2 separate regions of the Mus musculus genome follow, and region 1 is linked to region 2. The links are chromatin contacts, found by Hi-C or POLR2A ChIA-PET in ENCODE. All regions are on one chromosome and are shown on one strand. Each heading gives the region's core, a stretch centred on a gene start or an enhancer-like site at or near the end of the contact. The rest is flanking DNA. Distances are from core to core; before and after follow the strand shown.

The links. A loop is a pair of places that touch in the nucleus more often than their neighbours do. ChIA-PET counts read pairs that join two places held with the same protein, here RNA polymerase II (POLR2A).
Region 1: a map of T-helper 2 cell shows a loop between it and region 2 (5-fold over the local background). The contact joins the promoter of Smurf1 here to the promoter of Ccz1 in region 2. A Hi-C loop is called at or near these places in 1 of 37 maps with a recorded cell type or tissue (T-helper 2 cell). POLR2A ChIA-PET finds 5 or more read pairs at or near these places in 1 of 5 experiments (Patski).

What each region holds. Positions count from the first base shown.
Region 1 is chr5:144,963,987-144,967,167 of GRCm38, reverse strand. Smurf1 (SMAD specific E3 ubiquitin protein ligase 1) reads left to right here and starts at 1,338. Exons shown (of 18, transcript NM_001038627.1): 1 at 1,338-1,667. The coding sequence starts at 1,613.
Region 2 is chr5:144,012,797-144,016,242 of GRCm38, reverse strand. It overlaps Ccz1 (CCZ1 vacuolar protein trafficking and biogenesis associated), which reads left to right and starts at 1,390. Exons shown (of 15, transcript NM_177682.3): 1 at 1,390-1,544; 2 at 3,152-3,249; 3 at 3,347-3,440. The coding sequence starts at 1,431. Gm24311 (a small nuclear RNA gene) reads right to left here and starts at 2,245; the gene lies at 2,142-2,245. Gm33427 (a long non-coding RNA gene) reads right to left here and starts at 1,084. Exons shown (of 2, transcript XR_377194.2): 1 at 267-1,084.

The DNA.
Region 1 (3,181 bases), core at 89-2,588, 950 kb before region 2:
CCAGCACCTTGTGATGCACACATACAAACACGCACACAAAACACTCCTATATAGGTAACAGAAATATCTAAAAAAAAGCCTCACAAAACTTAGCTTCTTGTGCTTGCACCATCGAACACCTTACCAATGGTGCTATTCTCCCAACACCAATCAAAGACTCCTAAATGGATTTATTCCAACCTAGGGTCTCGCTCTCAGCGACAACGGCTTAGAAATGGAAGCAGAGTTAGAGTCTGGATTAACCGTTGCCCATACACGATCCTATTCTTAAGATATTTTCCCTCCATTATTAAATAGTCTGGGCTGCACAGGCTCATAAAACCAAACTGCCTAGGACAAGAACAGGTACAAGCCTGTAATCCCTGCGCTCCGGAGGCTGAGTAGGGGGAATCACAGTTTTGAGGTCAGCCTCAGCTACAGATGAGCCCCTGTCTCCAAAGAGGGTGGTCAAACGCTGTGGGTAGCTGGTTCTAAGGAAGAACCATAGAGTCTGCCCATGAAGTGAATTAAGTTCAGGTCGGATGGGAGTTTGGTAAATATACGCAGCCTTTTCAAGAACCTTTTATTTCCTCTCTAGAATGCGTTACCATAGAGATTGGTTTGCTTGCTGGGGAAAGAAAGCCCGGCTTTTACTTTTTACCGGCCTGACACTCTGGGGGTTTGGGGGTGGGTTCATCAGAAGGCAGGGACTCGAAAACCCGACTGCTTACTTCTCTGGGTTAGTTCAGTTGCATGCAGGTTCCTATCCACAAAACCACCACCTCTCCATTTACATCCTTCATCTTGTTTAGCTGGTCCATATGCCGCACTTCCTCTGAGTCTAGCCACTTTGTCAATCGAATACACCAGTTGCACAGGGCACATCCGACACTCGATCACTGCGGGAAGTCTTCCCTTGGAACTTGCAGGATCTAGTGTGTACCCACGCGCGCACGCGCGCACGGTTCTTGGGGTTTCATGCAACACCCTGGCTTCCATCAGGAGCTTTGAAAAGTCCGACACTGAAGAAACAATCGGTTCCCCCAAATCGTCGCACAAGCAAATCAGTTGGTTCTGAGATTGTGACTAAGAACCAGCTCCGACTGCGCCGCTTGTGTGTGCGTGTGTGTCGTCTACGTGTGTGGGGCGGTGGTGGCCACGGTGGTGTCTGTTTCAAGGCTCCCCGCCGGCTGCAGGAACCTTGCAGCTCCCCCAGACCCCCTTGCGCGCGCCCAGGACAAGCGCGGTCCGCGTAGCGCCGTGCTCGGGCGCGCGCACGCACGCACACACGCAAGCGCGAGGCCGCGCAGGGCCGGGCCGGCAAGGCGGCGGGCGCGCGCAGCTCGGGAGGCGGCGGCGGAAGCAGCGAGGGCGGCGGGCGTCCGGCTGCGAGCGCGGCGGCTCCGGGCTGGGCCAGCCAGGGGCGGCTCCTGGCGGCGGCGCGGCCGAGCGCTCGGTTCTACGGTTCCAGCCCGTGGTCTCCGGCCCAACGCCTGCGCCGCGCACTCGGCGTCCCGGCTCGGACCCCGGCGCCCAGCCCGTGGCCGTAACCTTGAGGCGGCGGCGGGGCCGGGCCGGGCCGGGCTGGGGGGCGGCGGCACTGGATCCGAGGCCGGCCGGCCGCTGGCGGGAGATGTCGAACCCCGGGACCCGTAGGAACGGCTCCAGCATCAAGATCCGTCTGACAGGTAGGCACGACAGGGCCGCGGCCCTCGCGCCCCTAGACTGTCCCAGGGACCCTGCGGACTCCCGCCCCGCCCCCTCCCCCCCCCCCCCCCTTGCACCGGCCGTTGTCCCGGGACCGCTGCACCCCCTACGGCGTGCGCCCCTCGCTCGCGCTCCCGGCCCCGCCCCCCGGGTGCTCTGCAGGCGCCGCCCCTGCCGCCCCGTCCCCTCCCTCTGCATCAGGGCCCGCCCCTGGCACATCAGGACACGCCCCGCTGCGGCAGCCCCGCCCTCCCTCTGCATCAAGCCACGCCTCTCCGATCTGCAGACTCGCCCCCTTAACTAGGCTCAGCCCTCGACTCTTCTGCAGACTCCCCCTCCCCCTCACAGGCTCCACCCCTTGACTACTTTGTAGCTTTGGCGACCCGCCCTATGGCTCCTCCCTCTGCATCATTCCCCGCCCCCTGCTTGCTCTGCAGGCCCAGGCAGCTGCCTTTTCTGCATTAAGCCTGGCTTGCTGTTCATCCCTCTATCATAGATTCCACCCCTGTGGCTGATTCTCTTGGCCCCGCCTCTGGCTCCTTTCTCTTCAGGTTCTTGCCTATCCCCCCCTGCCCACACTACTCTATCTGCCCACACCTACCATCAGTTGCATATGGGCCACGCCCCCTAGCTTTCTCCCTCTGCCCCTAACTTTACCCTTCTGGATCAGGTCCCGCCCCCTAGCTCCTCCACTACAGGACTCCCCCCCCCCCTCTCCTTTCTGCCCCACACCTACCCTCAGCTGCATATAGGTACCACCCCTCGGGGCCCTCCACCGGTCCCCTCTAGTGTCCTCTCTTGACACCGCCCCAGCACCCTCTGATCCACACCTACCCCCCTGCCTGCTTTTCTTCAGGCCTTGTACATAGCCACACACCTTTCAACTTCATGTAGATCCCGCCCCCTCGCTGCACCTCCACCGCTCTTTCCACCCCTACCTCACATTTTCATCATCCATCTCTTCACTCTCATCCTCCTTCTACCTGCTGTTCCCCTCTAGGCCCACCCCTCACCATCCTCCCGCCTGTCCCCTCCCTCTTTTCCCTTGCAGCTTCTCATCACTTCATCTCTCTCTCCTTTCTTTCTTCCCACTCTCTCACATGAACATTATCTACCTTCTCCCTTCTCTCTCTGGGTCCCTTCGAATCATCCCACCCCCTACTCGTTTGCCTTGCTTCTCTTTGCTCTCCCACCGCCTCACCCACTCCTCATCTCCATCTCTCTAGTTTCCCCTCTCCTCTCTTGGCTCCGCCCCCTCTACTGTTTTCAGCCACGCCCCCGTCCCTGCTTGATCCCGCCCTCACTTATCTTTCAGTCCCGCCCACTCGCTTCTGTCTTACAGCCTCCACCCTTAAGTCGCAAATTCCTCAATCCTGTCTGGGACCAAACGTCTGTCTCCCAGTCTTGTTCTCACTTCCCCCACCTCATCAGTGGTCCAGACCTCTCCAGTCTAGTCCACTTCCGTTCTCCCCGAGGCCAGGCCACTTAGTACTCC
Region 2 (3,446 bases), core at 141-2,640:
GACTATCTTATAGCTGGTAATGCACCTGTTTCAACACCCTGAGCGCCTGTGCCCCCATGCCTAGAGAACCTATAGATTTTCAAAATAGTTCTTTCTGTATCAAAATGAAAATGAAGCACGTATGGGAAACACTTGTCGATTTGCATGCTTACATAGTTCTGTGTAGCAACTACAGTTTAGTGTTGCGTAAACGACTGCTCACGAATCCAATTTCAAGCAAAAACCTACCCCGTATCTCTTCTGTAACGGCTAGGGTATAGGATTACCTCACAAACACTTTAGAAGACAGATGAAATCTGAATCGACAGGATATTTTCCACTAGGCCTGTTGATTTATTCACTGAGAAGACTATAGATTTACAGGTTTTCACTTGTTCCAAGAAAATCAGCTTTGTTGGTGATAGGGTAGATTAAAAAAAAAAGGATTGATTTATTTTATACGTATATGTGTGCTTGCATGAATTTATGTGTGCCACATTTGAGCAAGTGCCCACAGAGGCCAAAAGAGGCATCAGATGCCCTGCAGCTGGAGTTATTGGCCATTATGAGCTGGAACTAAATCCAGGTCCTTAGTGAAAGCAGCCAGTGCTCTTAATTGTAGAACCATCTCTCCAGTTCTGTGGCAAGGTAAATTTGGACATTTTTGCTTTTGCTTATAGTCCATTGCTTATAATTGATGTAAGTAAAAGTGCTATATATTCGAGGTTGACCTTGACTTATGATCCTCCTGCCTCCACCACACCAGGGCGTGCCAGCCACACCCAGTTTATGTGGTGCTGAAGGGGAGAAGCAATTTCAACAAGTTGTCCTCTGACCTTCATACACGTGCCAGGACATCCCCCTCCCTGGAGGACAAATAAATAAATGTAAAACAACAACAACAACAACAACAACAACAACAACAACAAAACCAAAAACCAACCAACAACAGATGTAAACTGGCTACCTTCAAGAAAAATGTGTTCCCCTAAACGTTTTTTCACACTTAAAAAATACCGTATCCATGACGCCTTTAATGCCAGCACCCAGGAGGCTGAGGCATGAGGATCTCTGTGAGTTAGAGGCCAACCTGGTGTACATAGTGAACCCCTATCCAAACAAACAAACAAACAAACAAACAAAAGAAAAGAAACAACACCCCCCCCACCCCAATCCATTGTTACATTTCTCTTGAAATTCGTGGTCTTCGCCTTTAGCCATGACAGCCAGCTGAGAGCTGATATAATTGAAAACACTCCAGCCCAATAAACACGAGGGAACTGGTTCCACACGGACCTATCAGAGAGGGACTGGGCACTGCAGGTTTTTCTTCTGGGTCAGTTTCGAGCTCTTCCGGGCCGCCGGCTAGCGAGGCGGAAGTGCGGTGTTCCCTAAGGCTGCTGCCTCGGAGCGGGCGGAGGGGAGCCTCCCGAAACGGGGGCCGGGCCGGGATGGCGGCAGCCGCGGCCGGGCCGGGTGCTTGGGCGGCCCAGGAGAAGCAGTTCCCGCCAGCGCTGCTGAGCTTCTTCATCTACAACCCCCGTTTCGGGCCGCGCGAGGGAGAGGTAAGCCGAAGGGGCCGCGAGCCTGCTCCGTGCCCGGCCCCTGATGCCGCAGCCCGTCCTGGCAACGGAGGTCCCAGGTTAATCCCTCCGCCCGGCTTGAAAGTCTTTCCCATCGCGTCAGGTCTGGGCAATTAAGATCGAACTTGACTCCTCTCTTGGAATCTTCGATTGCAAAGGTGGAGCCAGATTGGTAGGACAGAGCTCCCAAAAGAGGGAAAATGAAACAAAACTAAAAACTTGGAGGCGCTTCACAAAGTTAATTTTTTCTTTTTTCTTGTTTTCCCCAAAATTGATGTTTTGTTTTCTGGAAATGTTACTGTTACTTTATTTTTCCTTCCGGCTAACTAAAATCTCATTGTGTTTTAACACATTTCTATCCACTAAACTGTTTGGTTGATATCTATGCTGGTTCCAGCTTGTGGCTAATGTCATTAATGTAGCAATAAAGATTTATGTGCAAGCATTTCTGTGATGGTAGGAGTTAAGAGTGCTTTAGGTGTATATTCAGGTATCATAGTCGAACTCTAGTAGAATCATTCTATCTAGGGTAAACATTAGAATGAAATAGTTTTTCACTGTGTCTAGGATAAACGTTGGAAAAAAATGGAACGCTTCACGAATTTGAGTGTCATCCTTGCACAGGGGCCATGCTAATCTCTGTATCATTCCAATTTTAGTATATGTGCTGCCGAAGGGAGCACCCAAAATCGAAGTTATAAGCGTTTTTTTTTACTCCGAGTTGACAGTGGCAACTTCCTCAAAACATGCCTAGAACTGTGTTTTGTTGCAAGCAGATCAAAGCCCTATTTAGGGGCTGGTGAGATGGCTCAGTGGGTAAGAGCACCCGACTGCTCTTCTGAAGGTCCGAAGTTCAAATCCCAGCAACCACATGGTGGCTCACAACCACCCGTAATGAGATCTGATGCCCTCTTCTGGTGTGTCTGAAGACAGCTACAGTGTACTTACATATAATAAATAAATAAATAAATAAATAAATAAATAAGTACTTACATATAATAAATAAATAAATAAATAAATAAATAAATCTTAAAAAAAAAAAGCCCTATTTAGAGGCTGTCAGCCCAAGTGCTCCCGAACCAACTTGGTGCAATTGTGGATCCTGTATTCTTGTACACGCGCACACCTGCATCTTCCTTGTGAGGGTTTCTGACACATGGGAAGAAATCTGAGACTTTCATCTTGTCCTACTGATGAGATGTGATTTGGTGAATATCACAATTACCTCTTACACTGATGGCTTGCAGTAGTTACAAAATCACAATGAATTTTGTTTTTTGGAGGTGCTTTTTGTTTTTTGTTTTTTCCCATCAATACAGGGTTTCTCTGTGTAGCCCTGGCTGTCCTGGAACTCACTCTGTAGACCAGGCTGGCCTCCAACTCAGAGACTCTCCTATCTCTGCCTCCAGAGTGCTGGGATTCGTGACGTGTGCCACCAGACCCAACCATTCCTGGTTTTCTAAAGACATTTTTAGGTGTTGTCCTTAGCCTCTATGATCGGAGAGTTGGATGTTAAACTCAACACTTTCAGAGTTAAGATGAATAAATCCTGACATTAATGCTGTGTTTCTGTTTTCTTTCTGTGTTAGGAAGAAAATAAAATTCTGTTTTACCATCCAAATGAAGTAGAAAAGAATGAAAAAATTAGAAATGTTGGATTATGTGAAGCAATTGTACAGTTTACAAGGTAATAGTTTACATATATTTTTTGTTTGTAAAGACTGGTGAATTCTTTCAATTTACACCATATTTAAACCATGTTTTTAAAACTTTTTTCCCACTAGGACTTTTAGCCCATCGAAACCTGCAAAATCTTTACACACACAGAAGAACAGACAGTTCTTCAATGAACCAGAAGAAAATTTCTGGATGGTTATGGTATTT